Regions from separate parts of the Homo sapiens genome. Here region 2 is linked to region 1. A link is a loop called in an ENCODE intact Hi-C map of the cell type or tissue named here. Cell type or tissue: prostate gland. All regions are shown on one strand. Links, peaks and the distances in the headings refer to the core of each region. The heading gives the core; the rest is flanking DNA.

The links. Peaks named below come from ENCODE experiments on the same cell type or tissue, not always from the same donor. Only the 100,000 strongest peaks of a DNase experiment are listed, where the experiment ranks them.
Region 2: a loop joins it to region 1, with 2.0 times the contacts of the local background. A loop is called at or near these places in 45 of 110 quality-filtered maps.

Annotation. Positions count from the first base shown.
Region 1 is chr20:38,225,357-38,235,595 of GRCh38, forward strand. It overlaps KIAA1755, which reads right to left. Exons shown (of 14, transcript NM_001029864.2): 5 at 5,846-5,969; 6 at 2,791-2,884; 7 at 1,798-1,884; 8 at 309-425. Among named protein-coding and RNA genes, the nearest start is that of KIAA1755, 30 kb to the right of the region's middle. In prostate gland, for the core only: a CTCF peak has its summit at 4,607 (motif pointing right); a DNase peak (open chromatin) is centred at 4,568.
Region 2 is chr20:38,389,542-38,399,780 of GRCh38, forward strand. No RefSeq gene overlaps it. Among named protein-coding and RNA genes, the nearest start is that of SNORA71B, 31 kb to the right of the region's middle. In prostate gland, for the core only: no CTCF peak of the experiment used is centred there; no DNase peak of the experiment used is centred there.

The DNA.
Region 1 (10,239 bases), core at 1,346-9,345:
TTAATCCTCACAAAAACCCCATGAGGAGGTACTATTATTATCCCCTGTTTAGCTGATGAGGAAACCAAGGCTCAGAGAAGGTAAGTAACTTATCCAAAATCACACAGCAGAGCTGGGATTGCAATGTAGGCAGCCTGGCCCCAGAGCCTGAGCTCTTAATCATTTGACTCTGTACCTTCACTGTAAACATTTGTTGAGTGACCGTTTATTTTTTAGCATAGCAGGGTTGATGGATCCATGGGACAGAAGAGTGAAGAGAAGAAGAGAAGGAGTGGGGGTCAGGGGCTAAAGGCTGTGACGGTAAACACCTGGAAGAAATGAACCCACTCGGTGTGGCAGTAGGGGAAGGGGCCTTCCAGGACTGCGGGCAGCTGGCTGGGGTCCACATGGTGGCTGAGGGCCTTCAATGAGGTCAGCACCTCCACCTGCAGACCAAAGAATCAGGAGAACCAGGGACTCAAAGTGAGGACAGTCATTTTAGAAGGTCCTGCCCAGATCCCTGCCCCAGCACCAGTTCATTTCCCACAAGTAAGGTTGACTCCAGCTTTAAAAGTTGCTTTGCCAGCAACCAATCTTCTCTGGAAACTCTGACAAATCAAAATTCAGAACCAGACCCTGGTTAGGGAATGGCAAATAAACAGCACTCATACTGCCACTCTCCTAGCTTGTGCCCAAGGCAGACATCATTAATCAATCATAGCACTCGTTCCCTCTGAGCTTGGCTCTTTCCCAGTACAGCTCTCCGGGCAATCATACAAACTGATGGAAGCTGGCCCTTGTGATGAAACTTCTTTGTAATCTTTGCACAGTTCCCTGAGGAGCCAAGAGCTGTTTCCTTCTTGGGGCTGGTGAGAAAAGTCACTAAATCCCAACAGTGTCCTCTAAGACATGGAAGAACTAGGTGACTGCTTCTGCCAGGCAGAGAAATTTGAGGTTTATGCTGGGAATAGCTCCAGATACCTAGGCTTGGGATTTGGTGGATTCTGTGGTTTTTTTGGACCCACCTGATATTCCTGCTACTCAAAGTGTGGTCCATGGGCCAGCATCGCCGGCATCACCTAGGACATGTTGGAAATTCAGAGTCCCAGGACCCACCCAGAACTACTCAATCAGAACCTGCACATTAATGTATTTCCCCAAGAGATCAGTAAGCACATTAAAGTTGGAACAGCACACCTCCAGCCCACAATCTGCCTCTTCACTAACCAGGAGGAAGGAGAGTTTTAAAATCACATCCCGAAGCAGGACAGAGGACTGACTGCCCTTACTCATTACTGTGGTGTATGGCACTAATTAAAGGGAGCTGCAGGGCTCTTTCCTGCAGAGTCCCGCTTCAGCTCCACATCTGTATTAATTAGGGCGAGAAATACAGGAAGAGCAGGTGTGACCGCAGTGTGAAAAAGGCACTGGAGTCAGGTGACTCCAGCTCTGCGTCTAGCTTGCTGTGTGGCCTTAGGCTTCAGTTTCCCCCTCTGAAAACAAAGGGAGGAGGGATGGACCAGATGAAGCTTTTCAAATAGGTTCTATGCCATGTGCAATTCTCGATCATGTGGCAGCACCCACCAGGAGCTGCTAGGATTGCCAGAGAGATATCACTCTGTGACTGATTTGACAATGCCTGCCACGGATCTATACTGGGGATTGGTAGCGCTTAGGCCTCGTATTTATTGCCTTACACTAGATTACCTCCAGGCCTCTTCTAGCTCATGAATTCTGCAGTTCTCCCTCTCCTTAACCCCAGCTCAGCTCGAGCCCAACAACTCCCTTCCTCAACCGCCGACCCTGAGTCCCCCTCACCTGGACGTCAGGTAATGTCTGCAGCTGGAGAGCCGCCTCCTTCTCCCCCAGGAAGAGAATAGCCCGGATAGAGGCTGGGACCTGAGCCTGTCAAAGACAACCACTGCAGAGTTGCTCTGCCCAAGGCTTCATGAAGCCTCACACACTTTGATTTCCTCCTTCATCCCCTGTAAGATGCAGGCAAATGGGTCACAAGGACAGAGTGGGGTCCCTCCATGACTGGAATCTTTGTGTGATACGTTTGGACCGTGAATCATTGGTTAGAAGTCATGAGAGCAGCAGGTTCAAGTTGTGTTGCAAATCTTTCCAGATGACCTGCCCCTCTGGGCCCCAGTTTGCCCATCTACAAAGCAAAGGAGGTCAGACCATAAGGTAAGCAGATGCAGAACCTCCATTGACTCTGCTGCCCATAATTGCTGGATAGGAATCTTCTCTCCTCCCTTCTCAGCTCATGAGCTTTATGTGATCTAAGTCTGAGCCAATCAGTGTGTTGCATTCACCCCCAGGCCACAGGGTTGGGTGTGGAGGGACTCCTGAATCCACTGTAACTGAGACACAAAGAAATTTTTGCTGAGACCTCTGGGAAAATAATCTCTTACTCTTTCCTAATGGATTTAAATTAGAGACCATGTGAAGTCAGAGCTGCTGGGAGCCATCCGGCCACCAAGGGGCGCGGGGTGCCAAGCGGGGTGGCTTGGCATCCTCCAAAGAGAACGGGGCCAGAAATGGAGAGAGAGGAACCAGGTTCTAATGATAATATCTGAGCCCTTGGATCAGGCCATACTTGAAGCTGGACTTGGCTCCTGGACTGTCCATTGACATGAACCAATGAGCTTCAAGCTTGTTAGGGCTGAGTTTTCTGTTGGCTGCAGTAAAAGTCCCTGCCTGAGAGTCCTGGTCCCAGCCTTAAGCACCCCCGGACTCTATGAATGTCAGGAGGCCCCTGGTGGCTCCCAGGACTTACTAGGCTAAGGCTCTCCACCTCCCACTCACCTGGGTGGCCTGCAGGGCGCTGACCAGACCGGGCTGTGGGGGCTGTCTCCTGGCGTCAATCAGGACCGCCAGCCCCTTGGCTTTATCTTCAGGCCTGTGGGTGGTAAACAGAATTGACAGTCTTGCTGGATGGCCTCGGACAGGGGGCAGGACCTAGTGGAAGGTGAGGGAACCTGGCTGCTAGAAACCTTGATTTACTGGTGAACTCTTCATCCTGTTAAGACCAAGTTCCAATGCCCCTTCTAGGAAGCCCTCCGTGGTTCTTCTCCAGGCAGAGCCTTTTGCTTCCTCTTTGGTGCTCCTGCAAGACCTCATACAGCCCTCGTTTATAGCCCTACTATTCCTAACTCTAGCAACTAACCCAGGTACAGTAGGCAAGTCACTTGGGACTCATCCACTTTTTTGTGTAGGCAGAATCCTTATTTTGCTCAAGAATCCAACTCCCTCCAAAAAGCCAAGTTCCCCCAGAGCCTGGCTTCTGATTGGTTGAGGCCAACAGTAGTGACGTAATTCCTCTGGCCAGTGATTGGTTTAGATGGGGAGGGTCATGTGACATTTCTGGCCAATGATATGTGAGGGAAAGTTTTCCAGGGAAAGAGGCTTCTGGGAAAGACATTCCCTCCTTTAAAAAGTTCTTAACAAAGAGATATGAGGCAGAGACATACAATGATACATTTCCTTAACAGATAAAACATTTTAAATGGGAATTTCTGTTGATTGCAGCCAAAACACCCTCCCTGGTTCAGCCACATTGCACTGAGCTTACAGTGGGCCACTTTTCAGTGACTATCTTAGGATTTTCCAAACTGGCACAATTTTCAAGACTTGTTAAAATACAGATTCCTCACCCTACTCCTCTCCCATCCCCACCCCTCTAGCCATCTGGCCAGTGGGTACAGGGTGGCCAGGGAATCTGTGTGGTTCCAAGCACCCTCGGCCAGTCTAATGATCAGGCAGGATTGAAAAATAGCCCCCAACTGCCCTCAAGCCTTACAACCACTCAGTGCACAGACAAAACCTGAGGTGGCCCAGTGGGAGGGTAGAGCTGTGGCACTGCCATTAGTACCTTGTGGTCTGGGCAAGTTATTTCATCTCCCTGAGTCAATTTAATAATGATAGTACCGGCCTTATGGGCTGTAGTGAGGACTGATGAATTCATTCTTGTAAAGCACTCAGTGACTGCACAGAGTAAATGGGATGTAAATATTTGCTATGATTATCCTAGAAGGGGAAACTGAGGCACAGAAAGGCCCAGTGGCAGATAGTGACAGGAGGCTCTGGGAGGTGATTTCAAGTCTCTGACTTTATGTCCTTGCCTCCCTCTGGCGATGCCCATGCTGGACAGTGATTTGTTTCCAGACCTGTCTCTGCTACCAACCTGGAGGCCCTTAAAAGTCAGGGCCCGGTGTGAGGTGCCTCTGTCCCTAGCACCATGTAGCATGAAGCCAAGCCCAGAGCAGGGGCCCAGCCAATGTTCATTCAGAGCACAAGTGGAGAAAACCAGCCCAGCACACAAGCACCTGGTGTGCACTGCACTCCACAGTTTACATCCTCTACACCCCCTCATCCCTGCCACTTGTGCCCAGCTTGGTCCTTAGAGCCCTCTTGGTCATGCCCTTTATTCAGGCGAGCCTTGGGGAGGGGAGATTATTTCCCTATGGTTGCATAGCCAGTCGGTGGGATCCCAGAGCTCTGTCTACCACACTAGTCACTTTCCACCACAGAAAAAGGGGGTCCCATCTCCCACTCAGTCCAGAAAAGCCACTCCACCTTGGACAAGAAGAAAAAAAATGTTAGTGACCAGCAGGTGGCAGTGATGGCTCCAGTGGGGTGGGATGCATGAAGATAGTTCCAGAGGGTTCCATCACCTTCCACCCCTTACCCCCAACAGCAGACCTCTAGGTTGAGTTGGGGCTTATTAGCCAGTCCTGAGCAGCATCCCCTCTAAGACTGCCCTGGCTAGGGGCTGGGTCCCGAGGAAAAGAGGGCGCCTCTTCCCCAGCCAGTCCATTAAGTCTGAATGGTGGCAGGGGTAGGAGTGTTAGGAGGAGCATTAGAAATCAGCCTGAGTCCACTCATCATTCATTCACTCACTCACTCACTGACTCACCCACTCATTCTTTCACTCTCTCATTCATTCATTTACTCATTCACCCCTTTCCTTTGTTTATTCAAATATTTATAATTCAGATGACAGCTCAATTATCACCTCCTCAGGGAAGCCTTCCCTGATTTCCCAATTGAAATTAACATCCCCTATTCTTCTTACTCTACAACAGTGGTTCTTAAAGTGTAGTCCCAGGCCCAGCACCTGTTATCACCGGGAAATTTGTTACAAATGCAGATTTTCAGGTCCCACCCACCTTCATCAACTGAATCAGAAAATCTGGGGGATGGGCCCCTGCAATCTGTTTTAACAGCCCACCAGGTGATTCGAATGCACCTTCAAATTTGAAAACCGGCCAGGCACGGTGGCTCACGCCTGTAATCTCAGCACTTTGGGAGGCCGAGGTGGGTGGATCACCTGAGGTTGGGAGCTCAAGACCAGCCTGACCAACATGGAAAAATGCGGTCTCTACTAAAAATACAAAATTAGCCAGGTGTGGTGGTGCATGCCTGTAATCCCAGCTACTCGGGAGGCTGAGGCAGGAGAATCGCTTGAACCCGGGAGGCGGAGATTGCAGTGAGCTGAGATTGCATTGTTGCACTCCAGTCTGGGCAACAAGAGTGAAACTCCATTTCAAAAAAAAAAAAAAAATGAAAACCACTGATCTACAAACATCACTGTTTTCTTCATCACACTGACACTCCTGAAAGTTTCTTGGCCATGGTTTGTTTCTTGCACTCTGTCCATCTCTCCCACCAGCCTGACAACCCCCCGATGGCAGGGACTGAGGCTGTTTTGCTTTCCCCCGGCATCTGTCTGGGGACTGGCTCTGTGAACAGACGACTGGATGGAAGGATATGGTGCCTCTCCACTCAGTGTCTGGTCCAGGGCTCTGGGCCCAGAGGGTTGAGGTGGGGATGGAGCAGTCAGGGTGGCCCAGATCCTTACCTGGGGATGGTACACAGGTAGGACAGTAGCTTGGTGACCTCTGAAACTGTGCACCATGGTGCCTCCCAGGCCCCCTCTGTAGTTGACACCAGAAGCAGGGGCCGCCCGGCCCTGTCCCGGCCACCTGGAGGACAGAGGGCACACGTGAGCAGTGAGAACTTGTGGGGGGCCCTCTAGGGACCTCTCCTGTGGCCTGCAGACCTTTGGCCGTAACGGTTCCTTTGCCTGGAACACCCTTTCTCTCCTTCTCCTTCTGTGAACTCTGACTTCTACTTATCCTTCAAGACCCAGCTCAAACACCACTTCGTGAGAAAAGTCTTCCCTGAATCTCCTCTGTGCAGAGCACTCCCTCTGTATAAGATACGTGGGCAGGCAAAGCTCATGGCATGAGCTCTGGGGTCACACAGAAAGGGGTCAAGTCTCTGCTCTGCAGTGACTCACTGTGTGTCTGTGGGCAAGTCAGTGCACCTCTGAGCTTCAGTTTCCTCATCTGTTAAACAGGGAGAATAATATGCTGAGCTTATTAGGTTATTTCAAGGATGAAATCAGACAGCTCCTGAGAAGCACTTAATACACAGCAAGAGCTCAGTGAATGATTGAGTTGCTCAATCGTTGGTCGTTACAATGATCACTGTCTCTGTTCTCGTCTCCAGTCCAAGGGGTGGTGAGCGTGCAGCCCTGTGGCCACCAGCACTATTTCTTCTTGCAGACTTTCAACCCTGGGTTTCCGACAGGCTATTTCCTGTTCCAGGAATCTGGGCGGTGTGCCTCACTCTCCCCACAGGAGTCATGAGGCTGAGGCTCCGGGAGCCAGTACAGCCCATCCTCATGGGGAGGAAAGGGGAGGGCAAATACAGCAGCAGGGAAAGAGGCTCGGGCCTTGGGAAACCACACCTGTCTCGCAGCCTGGACTCAGAGCCCTGCACTTCAGTCACCTCACTCCAGGATGCCCTGCAATGACCACCAGCCACTCCACGTGGGCACCACCCTCTGCAGCGTGCAAAACCCTTCACAGCTCACGAAGCCTTGGACAAACCTAACCACCTTCACAAGTGCCGCCTCACAGGGGTCCAACCACCTGGAACATTCTTTCACATATGTCTTAAAATCTGATATAATTTTTAAAATAAAAAAAAAATTTGTGGCTGGGCACGGTGGCTCACGCCTGTAATCCCAGCACTTTGGGAGGCTGAGGCGGGTGGATCACGAGGTCAGGAGATCGACACCATCCTGGCTAACATGGTGAAACCCCGTCTCTACTAAAAAATACAAAAAAATTAGCCAGGCATGGTGGCGGGCGCCTGTAGTCCCAGCTACTTGGGAGGCTGAGGCATGAGAATGGCGTGAACCTGGGAGGTGGAGCTTGCAGTGAGCCGAGATCTCGCCACTGCACTCCAGCCTGGGCGACAGAGTGAGACTCTGTCTCAGAAAAAAAAAAAAAAAAATTTGTGTGTATATAAATGTGTATACATATATATCAATGTTATCCTCTTGATATTATGGATTTGATCTTTTTCCTACTATTCACTTACAAATTTCGAAAGTAAAGACATTTTGTTGGGGATAAGAGGGGAGACTTGAACAGAAACTGGAAATTGATTAGTATGAGGACATTCTTTTTCATTTTGTTAGGGGGCCGGGTGCAGTGGCTCATGCCTGTAATCCCAGCATTTTGGGAGACCAAGGTAAGAGAATGGCTTGAGCTCGGGAGTTCGAGACCAGCCTGGGCAACATAGCAAGACCTTGTCTTTACTAAAAATTAAAAAAATAATTAGCCAGGAGTGGTGGTGTGTGCCTGCAGTCCCAGCTGCTCAGGAGGCTGAGGTGGGAGAATCGCTTGAGCCGGGGAGGTTGAGGCTGCAAGAACCATAATTGTTTCACTGCACTCCAGCCTGGGTGACAGAGTGAGACCTTGTCTCAAAAGAAATTTTTTTTTATCTGTTAAGTGTACTAAATGGTATTGTGATTATTAGGGAACACACTGAAGTATTTAGGTGATAGAATATGAAGATTTGTAATATTTTTATAAATACTTCAGAAACAAATAGATGAAGCATGACAAAATGTTAAGATTTATTAAATCTGGGTGATAGGTATGTGGGTATTCATGATACTATTCTGTCTACTTTTCTATAGGTTTGAAATTTTTCATAATATAAAAGTCCAAAAGAAGGTGAAGTCATTAAACCATGAAATAAATGCACAACTTGTGAAGGTGGAGGTGCGGGTACAGGTCCCTCCAAAATCCTATCGCAGCTGTTTGTTGGGTCCCTTGGGTCAGGAAATGCTACATCACATACCTGGGTCCATTTTGCTGATGAGGAAACTGGGGTGGGGAAGCAGCTTCCCAGTCCCCCATGGGCTCAGGTACCCAAACTCTCTGCAAGGGTAGAGACCATGCCTGATTCACCCCTTGAATTAGGGGTGCCTTTGTCTGCTACACACCTGAGGCCTGGAGCTCAATTGCAGCTCTGATGGTGCTGCACTCCCCTGCTCTATAACCTTCTATGGCTCCTTGTGGCCTTGAAGAGAAACTGCAAGCTTCTGGACCTGGCATTGAAGTGTCTCAGGCTCTGCACACTCTTCCATCCTCATTTCATACACTAGGTGTTAGGGGCGAAGCTGTGTCCCCTGCCCCTCCAAATTTATATGTGGAAGTCTTAACTCCCAGTACATCAGCATGTGACTGTATTTGGAGATAGGGTGTTTAAAGAGGTAATTCAGTTAAAATGAGGTTACTGTGGGCCCTAATAGAATATGGCCAGTGTCCTTACAAGAAGAAATTTGGACACAGAGGGAAGACCCCATGAAGATACAGGGAGAAGATGGGCATTTGCAAGCCAAGGAGAGAGGCCACAGAAGGAAACAACCCTGCCAACACCTTGATCTTGGACTTCCAGCCTCCAGACCTATGAGAAAATGAATCTCTGTTGCTTAAGCCACCCACGTTATGGCAGTCCTGGGACACTAATATACTAAGTCTCCCCTTGCCACCAATGACAGATGATACCACCCAGCTTTGTTCACCCTATTCCTTCTGCCAGGTATGCCCTTCTGTCCTATCTCTATCTGGTGAAATCCCCCTCATCGCTCAAAGACTAGCCAAGATGCCACCTCTTCCTGGAAGACCTCCTTACTGCCTTCCCTCTTTAGAAGCTCTTCCCCAGTCCCAGGTTCCCAAAGCAAATGTAGGCCTCTGTGAGATCCTGCAAGACTGAGAGCCCTTACGGGTGTGCACTGGGTCAAACTCATTGTTGCATCCCTGTGCTCAGCACAAGGCTGGATAATCAATGTCTGTGATTGATTCATGAAGGAATGGAGGGTTAGAGCAACACCTCTCAAACTTTGATGGGCCTGGGGATCTTGTTAGAATGCAGATGCCAGTTCAGCAGGCCTGAGATTCTGCCTCTCCCCCTAGCTCCAAGGTCACGCTGATGTAGGTAGTCCCCAGACCACACTTTGAGCAGCAAAGGGTTCACACACTCAGGACATTCCACACTGGGACACAGTAGTCATACGATTAGTTCACATGTCTGGTTCCCCACACTGCCTGGAACAGGGCCCTGCACACACCCAGTGCCAGCTGAGTTGATTACAGCAAGGGGCAGTTGTCCACCTGATTTGTCTTCAGCTGGGCCAAGGAGACCCTTTTGCCCCAAATGTTATCCTCACCTACCAGCTGGCGCCAGAAATACCATCATTAGCATCTCAGAACCGTGGCTTGAAGCTGTGCTGTTCACAGATATTGTGAGCCTCAGGTGAAAATGAGGATGGCAAAATGAGGGTGGTGGGTAAGTCGGGGTTGCCCAAAGTTGCTGAAAAATGTGTTGCATCTGCCAGCAGCATGAAGAGTCACTCCAAGTTTGGGGAGGGAGGAATGGTAAGTAATTGAATTTGCAAGCAATTAAAAGCATTTTTTCATATCAAAACGAGTGTGAATGTATTCTATTTATGGATATTTAAAATGTATAGAAATTTTAAAGGCAAAAAGGATTTCAAAGATCTATATGGAGCAACTGAGAGCTCAGGGTGAGGTCTCAATCTCAGGGGCTCTGTTCATTCTCTTCTGCATTAGGGATTTTCCAGTGGAAAGACAGGGAAGCCCTCTCCTAAGGCTTCGTGCCTGTGGCCCCAAAGATGTCCATGCCCTAATCCCCAGAACCTTGAATATGTTACCTTACATGGCAAAAGGGACACTGCAGATGTGATGAAGGGCAGGACCTTGAGGTGGGGAGATTATCCTGGATCATCCACTCTAATCATAGGAATCCTTAAAAGCAGAGAACTTTTCCTGGCTTTGGTAGGAGCAAGGTGCCAAGATGGATGGGGGGTGAGGGAGATGCAACATTGCTGGCTTTGAGGATGGAGGAAGGGGCCACAAGCCAAGGAAAGTA
Region 2 (10,239 bases), core at 1,257-9,256, 160 kb after region 1:
GATAAAATCAAAGTGTTGGCAAGAACATGGAATAAATGGAAAGCGTGTGCCCCGTTGGTGGGAGTGTATCCTCATTAGTTTGGGCTGCTATAACAAATTACCATAGACTAGGTGGCTTAAACAACCAACATTTATTTCTGATAGATCTAGAGGCTGGGAAGCTCAAGATCAAGGTGCTGGCAGATCGGGTGTCTGGTAAAGAACATCTTCCTGATTTGCAGATGACCATCTTCTCATGGTATCTTTACATGTCAGAGAGCAGAGAGAAAGGAAGCAAGTTCTCTTGTATCTCTTCTTATAAGGGTACTAATCCCATCACGAGGGCCCCATCCTCATGACCTCATTACCTTCCAAAGGACACATCTCCAAATACCATCACATAGGGAGTTAGGGTTTCCACATATGAATTTTGGCTACAGTCTCAGCTACTCTGGAGGCCAAGGCAGGAGGATCATTTGAGCCCAAGTGTTCAAGTCCAACCTTGGCAACATAGTGAGATCTTATCTCTTAAAAAAAAAAACCACTGCATAATATTCCACTGGATGACTATTTCCCAGTTTGTTCAACTATCCCCCATTGATAGACATCCAGTTCTTCACCACTATAAACATATGAATTGAAACATAAACACTTAGTCCACAGAATATTTGTAATTTGCATAGTAGAGTGCAAAGTGGTACAACCATTGGAGGACTGTTTGGCAGGATGTATCCGCTAAAGTTGAACATGCATGATGAGCCCCATGACCCAGGAACTCCACTTTTCAGTATGTACTCAACAGAAATGCCTACATCTATTTAAAAAAAGATGCATACAGGTATGTCCATAAAGCAGTTTTCGTAATAGCCCCCAGGTGGAAATAACCCAAACATTCAGCAACAGTAGATGGATAAATGGTGGCACATTCACACAATGGAATATTAAACAGCAATGAGCATGAATGAACTACAACCACATGCCACCACATGGGTGACCCCTGCAAACAGGATGCTAAGTGAAAGATGCCTGGCATGATTTCATTGATACAAAATTCAAAAGAAGGCAAACCTAACGTATAGAAGCAAAAGTTAGACAAGTGGTCAGACTTCAAGGTGGGGTGGGGGATAGTAACTAGAAAAGGATATGAGGAAGCTTCTGGGGTTTTGGTGATGTTCTGCTTCTTGATCCACGTACTGGTTACATTGGTGAGCTCACTTTGAGAACATCTGTCTCTCCATATACTTGTCTGTGTATATGTTATACTTCAAAATAAAAGTATCTATCTGAAGGGTATGTCTGTATTTATGAGACTCCTTATAGTGTCTTTGCTCACGATAAACAAAGCACCATTTTTCAGATTTTTTTCATCCATATATATGAAGATATACATTGTGTACAGCTGCTTATTATGGCATTGCTTGTAATAGCAAAATAATAACAAAACAAAAATGAAAGAAACCTGTATGGTCCTTAATAGGATACTGGTAGTTATATTATGGTATATAGCCATGCAAAGGAATACTATGCAGCCATTAAAAAGAATGAAAGAATGAGGCCCATCTATGTGTGCAGACATAGAAGAATGTGAAGAATTATTAGGTGGAAATAGTAGACTGCAGAACAGTAGGTACAGTATTATCTTCTTTCATGCATGCATGCTTATATGTGTACAGGAAATTGCTAAGAGGTTACCTAAGATAGTGAAACAGAAGTTACCTCTGGAGAATGGAAATGAAGCATTGGTAAGGCTGCAAAATTTTTACTTTCCTTTTTGTGCCATTGTACATTATTTGTATATTTTTAAGCAAGCAAATACTACTCCTTAAAAGTAAATTATCTGGCCAAATGCAGTGGCTCACACCTAGCATTTTGGGAGGCCAGGATGGGATGATTGCTTGAGGCCAGGAGTTTGAGACCATCCTGGGTGGCATAGGGGGACCCCGTCTCTACAAAAAAATAAAATAAAATTTAATTTAATTTAATTTAATTTAAAAATGAATTTTTAAATGTATTAATTTCCTATTGCTGCTGTAACAAATTAGCCACAAACTGCGTAACTTTAAACAACATGAACTTATTATCTTTTAGTTTTGGAGGTCAAGAGGGCTGCATTCCTTCAGGAAGCTCTGGGGGAGAATCTGTTCCCTTCTTTGTTCAGCTGCTAGAGGCTGCTTACATTCGTTGGCCTGCAGCCACTTCCCCCATCTTCAAAACCAGCAGCAGAGCATCTTCTCTCCTCTCTGACCTCTACTTCTGGCCTTACATCTTCTTTAACTCTGATCCTTCTGTTTTTCTCTCATAAGGACCCTTGTGATTGCACTGAGCCCACCCAAATAATGCACGATAATCTCCCCATCTCAAAATCCTTAACTTAATCACACCTGCAAAGTCCGTTCACCACGCGAGGTAACATACTCATAGGTTCAGGGAATTAGGACATGGACATCTTTGGTGAGCCCATTGTTCAACCTGCCACAAATGTATATCAAAGCAATTAAGGCACACATTTTAAAAAATCAAATGTGCAAAAGGGCTTATCATAAGAAGCAGTGGTCTCAGAGGTACCACATTTAATTCCTGAAATGTTTCTGGTTTTAGTTCCTTTGATGGCTAGCTCAAGATCTCAAATAACGTTCCTACATCATTTTTTAAATTTACCAATTTTCTAAAAATTTGCTGAGTACATGAGGACTTAGCTTGTCACCCCATTTTCCTTTCCTCTCTCAAAATACTATGTAACATAATATTTTTTGTTTCTCTATTGGTGTGTTTGTAATTTTAGATAATACATTCACACATATTTCGTGCTCTATCAACTATACCTATATGACTTCCCTTTACTCACTGTGTGACCTTGGTGGGTCTCTCTGAGCCCAAGTTTCCACATCTAAAAAAGTCACAAATGTGCAGTAGTCTCACTAGCTGGCTGTCCACCGAACCATTTCTCTTTCCACCTGGACACATGGTTGAACTACATTTCCCAGCACCCCTTGCAATTAATTGTGGCCCATGTGACTGAGTTCTGACAAATCCATAAACACCACCTGTATGATCCCCCACTACATCTTTCTCTCTCTCTGTCTCTGTCTCTGTCTCTCTCTCTCTCTCTCTCTCTCTCAATCTCTCTCTCTCTCGTCCCCCCTCAGCCAGCTGGATGTCGATATATTGACACCCAAGGTGACTTGGGATAAATGTGTTGAAGATGGCAGAGCCTCCAGCAGCAGTCTAGGTCCCTGAATGATTGTATGGAGCAGAGCTTCTCCCATCCCCAACTGTGGCATGTGGGCTTTGCAAAAGCAGAAATAAACCTGTCAGTCACTGAGATTTGGGGATTTAAACATTAAACACGAGCTAGTGTTGGTTTTAATTGGTACAGAAAGTATAGCAACCCATGAGACTACTGAATTACTTAAACGTATGTAAGTATATTAAGGTTTGTAAGTTGCTTAATCAGTAAATGCTTAACAAATGGAAACTATTATTATTAGTAACACATTCCTTGGACGTCAGGGTTCTCCCCTGCTTCCCCTCCCAGAGACTTTCTAGTTTGCCCTGTTCAGTTAACTCTTCCTTTCCCTCAGCAAGAAAATACGTGCCTATCTAACACCATAAATAATCAAATAATCTCTCCTTGTTCAGAACTCAGCTCCACAATTCAATTGGCAACCGATCATGTGGTATTTTCAACTGCTATTTAAATATTTTGCTATCTAATTTCTCCTAGTTTTATGTCTAACCTCCCTAAGTAGATTATAATTGCCTTGAGGGCAGGAAACAGATATTACATGTCTTTGTATCACCCACGGCTCAATGCAGTACTGAGTCAGGCACTTAATACGTATCTGGTGATTTGATTTGAAGTCTCTTGTCACTTAACCTAGTGATCCAATCTTTTCCCAAGTTATGGGCTGCCCTAGGCTTTTATCATATAGCTCCTTCAATTTATAGCCAGCTGTTAATTATCTCCAGATCTTGCCACTGCGCTTCTGTGCATGCTCAGCTGTCCCCACCTTTCACTTTAATTTCTCCTGTTCAGATCCCAGAGCCGCCCGCAAAGGATATCTCACCCTGTTCTCACTGATGATGGTTCTAAGCTGCCCACTGGGGCTTTGAAAGGTACTTGGAAGGTAAATGAGCCACAGAATGTTAACCCAGGAGGGCGGAAACCCAGGGCAGCAGGAAGTAAGAGAGGACCTTGAGGGTCTCCATTTTGCAGGGTGCTCAAGGGCCAAAGGGAAGGGAGGCCCTGGCAGGTTGAGGTGACCTTTACACTTTAACACTTTGGTGAGTTTCCTTAACACCTTCCCATTTCTGAAGAGCCTGGACGTGGTTGAGGTCTTGCAGAGAACGAGTAGAGAGTGCGGTGGTTTCAACTGAAATAGTCCCTGTCAATCTAACAGTCCAATATTTGTAGTTACTTCTCACTATGGATTCAGTTGTGGTACCCCCAAAAAAGATATGCTGACCAGGTGGGGTGGCTCATACCTGTAATCCCAGCACTTTGGGAGGCCAAGGCAAGTGGATCACTTGAGGTCAGAAGTTTGAGACCAGCCTAGTCAACATAGTGAAACCCCGTCTCTTCTAAAAATATAAAAATTAGCCAGGCGTGGTGGCGGGCATCTGTAGTCCCAGCTACTCAAGAGGCTGAGGCACGAGAATCGCTTAAACCTGGGAGGCGGAGGTTGCAGTGAGCCGAGATCACACCACTGCACTCCAGCCTGGGCGACAGAGCAAGACTCCATCTCAATAAATAAATAATCAAAAAAGATATGCTGAAGCTTTAACCTCCAGGACCTCAAAATGTGATCTTATTTGGAATAGGCTCTTGATAGAGGTAATCAAATTAAAATGAAATCATCAGGATGGGCTCTAATCCAATATGACTTGTGTCCTTATAAAAAGGGAAAATTTGGACACAGATGCAGCTACACGCAGAGGGGAGGTGATGTGAAGACAACTATGTGATGCTGGAGGCAGAGATTGGACTGATGCAGCTGCCATTCCAGGGATGCATGAGGCTGCTGGAAGCTAGGAAGATGCAAGGAAGGATTCCACCCAGAGTCTCAAAGGGAGCATGGCCTGTGGGCACCTTGACTTCTGACTTCTAGCCTTCAGGACTGGGAGACAATCCATTTTTGTTGTTTTAAGTAACCCAGTTTGTGGGGACGGGGAGGTGGTTAAGAAAGGGTCTCACTCTGTCATCTAGCAGGCTGGAGTGCAGTGGTGCAATCACGGCTCACTGCAACCTCAACCTCCTGGATTGAAGTATCCTCCAATCTCAGCCTCCTGAGTAGCTGGGACTACAGGCATGTGCCACCACACCCAGCTAATTTTTTGGTGTTTTGTAGAGATAGCATCTTCCTATGTTGCCCAGGCTAGTCTCGAACTCCTGAGCTCAAGCTATCCTCCTACCTCGGCCTCCCAAAGTGCTGGGATTACAGGCATGAGCTACTGTGCCTGGTCTAGCTTGTGGTATTTTTTATGGCAGCCCAAGAAAACGAATACACTTACTTTCCCTTATCCATGCTTCCCTTCCCATATCCATAAAGGGGCACCTAAAGTCAACCTCTCAAGAGTGGGAGGGTTTTTAGCTGAAATAAAGATTTAAGTTAGCCATGCAAAAGTCAGCTTCTCACTGAGTTTCCAAAATAACTGCAGCTGTTCCAACTATTCTTCTGAGAGGAAAACCTTTAGAAATGTTCCCTGGGAGATGGGCTCCCAGGTTGCCAAGCCCTTTTCTGGAGGGAATGTTCCAGACTCAGCTCCCTTGGGACTTTCCCTGCTGTCTGTACGAGTCTCAGACGTGCTGAAGCAGAGAATCAGATGGTAGTGGCTGCTGATGTTTGGTGCCCAATGGTCTGGATAAATTCTTTTTGTTTCCATTAGAACATTCAGTTTCCCCAATCTATGTGCTCTTGGGAGGTGGAGAGAGAAAATCCACTCATTCCACAAATATTTATTGAGCCAGCACTGTATGCCAAGTGCTGTCATTGTGCTTGGGATTTATCAGTAAACAAAACAGATCCAGAAAATTCCCACCTTTATAAACATTACATTCTAGGATGGGAAGAGACAGGCAATAATAAATGAGAACAAAAGTTAATTAGATAGTAGGTTAAGAGATGATAATGGTTATGGGAGAAAATAGAACAGAGTTATAATCCAATCTTTATCCATTTTGTTACTCAAATTATCCCAGCTTTAGTCGTTAGAAATGACTTCAGGATGGCCCCTACATCCTTTGGCTATGTCCCTGTATTTGCCTGTTTTCATACTGCTATAAAGAACTGCCCAAGACTGGGTAATTTATAAAGGAAAGAGGTTTAATTGACTCACAGTTTGGCATGGCTGGGGAAGCCTCAGGAAACTTACAATTATGGTAGAAGGCAAGGAGGAAGCAAGGCACCTCCTCCCAAGGCGGCAGGAAGGAGAAGTGCTGCGCAAAGGGGGAAGAGCCCCTTATAAAACCATCAGATCTTGTGAGAACTCACTCACTATCATGAAAACAGCATGGGGGAACTGCTCCCATGATTCAATTACCTCCACCTGGTCTTTCCCTTGACACATGGGGATTATGGGGATTACAATTCAAGATGAGATTTGAATGGGAACACAAAGGCTAACCATACTAGGCCCCATTATTTTCTGAGCACTTCCTCACTCTAGCACAACAGTATGTGTGCCAGGTTCATCTTTTACTTCCCCTGCTAAAGACTTGCAATCTCCAAGGAACTCTAGTTCCTTTTATTGAAAAATGGTATTTGGAAACCAAGATTTGGGTGCTAGATGTCTAGATGTGCTCACTGCTACTGGGATGCCATTGCCTCTAGGGCTTCTGAGAGGACAAAACTAGAAACTTTACATAGGACAATTACTAACAAGCATACACATAAAGCCATATTTATTTCTATATTTATGCATCTGTATAATTGTTCAAAACCATGGGTTCATACTGATATTTCTGATTCTCATCCAACACCACACAGGATTCATTCTAGCTCCTTCCTTATTTCTAACTTTTTTTCCAACAGTGAGAACCCTGGCTCTAATTATCCATAATCTGCTTTCCTTTTTGTTCAATCCAAATAGACACATATTGACTAAACAGAGCACAATATTTGTATGCAATTCTTTTTATCTTTGACCTTACAATATACAGTAAAAATGCTGTCTTCCAGAGTTGCTTAGTTCTTTTATTCCCCACATCCTTCAGTGGGATTATCTCAGTCATTTGTAACACAGGTTCATTTGCTATAGCTTATATGCCATTTGGGGTTTCTCCCACATATCCTGGTTGGTTTTGATGATTTATTTGTTTACTGGGCATGTGAAACATTACTATGGTTCTGACAGTCAAGGCTATACAAAAAGGTGTACTCGCCAGCATTTGGCATTACATTTTTTTTTTTATTTTAGCCATCCTAATAGGAGAATAATGGTATCTCATTGTGGCTTTAATCTACATTATCCTAAGAGCTAATGATGTTGAGCATCTTTGGTGAGTTACCTAATCAAGTCTTTTACAGATTTTCTCATTGGATTATTTATTATCTTAAGGTTGAGTCTAAAGAGGTTATGTGTGTATGTGTACATATACATATATATATATTCTAGATACAAGTCTTTTGTCAGATACATTAATTGGCACGTTTTCTCCCAGTTTGTGGCCTGCCATTTCATTCTCTTAACAAGGCTGTTCACAGATTACAAGTTTTTAATTTTGATGAAGTCCAACTTATTATTTTTCTTTCATGGCTTGTGCTTTTGGTGTAATATCTAAGAAATCTTTACCAAGACCTAGGTTTTCTTTTGTGTTTTCTTCTAAAAGTTTTATAGTTTTGCATTTTATATTTAGATCTATGATTCATTTTGAGTTAATTTTTGCATACAGTGTACAGTTTGGGTGAAGGTTTATTTTTTGGCCTGTGGATGTCCAATTATGCCACCAATATTTTGGGGGAGCACTATTCTTTCTCCATGGAGTTGCTTTTGAAACTTTTTCAAGAATCAGTTGCCCATACTTGCCTGGATCTATTTCTGGACTCTCTACTCTGTTCCCTGGGTCTGTGAGTCTGTTCCTCCAATACCACTGTCTTCATTGCTGTTGTTATTACACAGTAAGTCTTAAAAACAGGTAGTGTGATTTCTCCAACTTTATTCTTCATTTCCAAAATTCTTTTAACATTTCTAGCTCTTTTCCCTTTAAGAGTACACTTTAGAATCAGCTCATCTATATTTACAAAAACTCCTGCTGGAACTTTGATCGGAATTATATTAAACATATAAATAAATTTGGAGAGGACTGTCATCTTTGCTGTGTTGAGTCATCCAATCTGTGAATGCAGGTTGTCTCTCCTTTTATCTGGGTCTTTGATTTCATAGCACTTCATAGTTTTCAGCACACAGATGCTGTACATGTTTTGTTAAATTTATACCTAAGTACTGCACCTTTTGGAGCTGTTATAAATGGCACTGCATTATTAATTTCAGTTTGCAATTGTTCATTGCTAATTTACAGAAATATGACTGATTTTTCCATGTCAACCTCTCACTGTCTGACTATAATTTGTTATTCTCTTACTATACTACTGGATTCCATTTATTAATCTTTTATAGAAAAGTTTTGTTTCAATATTCATAGATGAAATTAGCCTGTGAATTTCTTTCTGCTATCTTGTCAGGTTTGGATATTTGTAGCTTCATAAAAATAACTAGGCAGTTTATCTTGTTTCTCTCTATGCTCTGGAACTTTGATGAGCTTTGGAATTACCTTACTGAAAGAAACTATGAAGTCCTCTTGGATGACTTCCTCAACTAATTCCATAGTTATCAATCTGTTCAGGTTTTCTGTTTCTTCTTGAGTCAGTTTTTGGTAATTTGTATTATTTAAGCTTACTTCGGTTTTAAATCAAGTTACATTTCAAGGAGACTAACATTGAATTGTGTTAAATATGTTTTTATAATTTTTTTCTCCCTTTTATCTTTATACTGTATAATATCATGCAACAGTTAAAAAGAAAAAGTGAATCTATATATGCTGACACGGAAAGATCCACAAGACATAATTTTTAAAAGCACGTTTCAGAAAAACAGAGAATCAATTTTTTAACAGAAAATCTTATTTTGAAATTAGAACTCTGATTTTCATATACAAAATTGACGTAAAGGGGTCTGAAAAGATACCCACGAATAACTACTTGATAGCAGTATCATCTTTAGACTGAAGCCAGAAGGATCCCTGCCTTGGGCTTTGATTTTGGAGGAACCCACTCAAGTTCCCTCCAGATGCACCGTATCCCACAGGGAATATGCCAGAGGGACATGCCCGTCTACAGCCACCACCCTCCTCCCAGAACAGGCCTCATGTGCCTGGAACCCTAGAATTCCTTTCCAGGGCCTGTGAGGGGCTCACCTCATTATGTCCTCTTGGGAATGGAGTGCACCACTGTCGTGACCACTGCTAGGCCCAACCGGTAACTAATGGGTGGCTGTTTGAGGAGGGTGTGGAGGAATTTGAATGTGCAGGTTGGAGTCTCCATACACATGTGCATAAGGAGGCCATCATGGTGTAGACAGAGCTGGGCGTGGGAAGGAAAGGGAGGCCTTATTGCCACATCCTGGCAAGGAACTGGGGAAAAGTCCAGACAGTCTAAATCCAAATCTGGCTCTCCAGCTCATTATGAAGGTATATTTGTCCAGATAGGAGGATAGAACATTTTTATTCAACTATTTGTTAGCTGGGTTTTCAGAAACTATCTAGACATATATAGGAATTACATTAAACCTACCCACCCTCAGTTTGACTGCCCCACCAATGTCACAAGCACGTCTTCTTTATCACGTTACTTCTGGGGAGAGGTTGGGACTTGAGGGCAAACAGGAGAAAAGGGGTGTTATGGGTTGAATTATGTACCCCCAAATTCATATGTCAAATCCCTAAATCCCAGTACCTCTGAATGTGATTGTATTTGGAGTTGTGGCCTTTAAAGGGGTGATTAAGTTAAAATGAGGCTGCTAGGGTGGGTCCTAATGCAATCTCAGTTCACTGCAACCTCTGCCTCCCTGGTTCAAGTGATTCTTGTGCCTCAGCCTCCTGAGCAGTTGGTATTACAAGCATGCACCACCACACCTAGCTAATTTTTGTATTTTTAGTAGAGACGAGGTTTCCCCATGTTGACCAGGCTGGTCTTGAACTCCTGACTTCAAACGATCCACCTGCCTCAGCCTCCCAACATGCTGGGATTACTGGCATGAGCCACC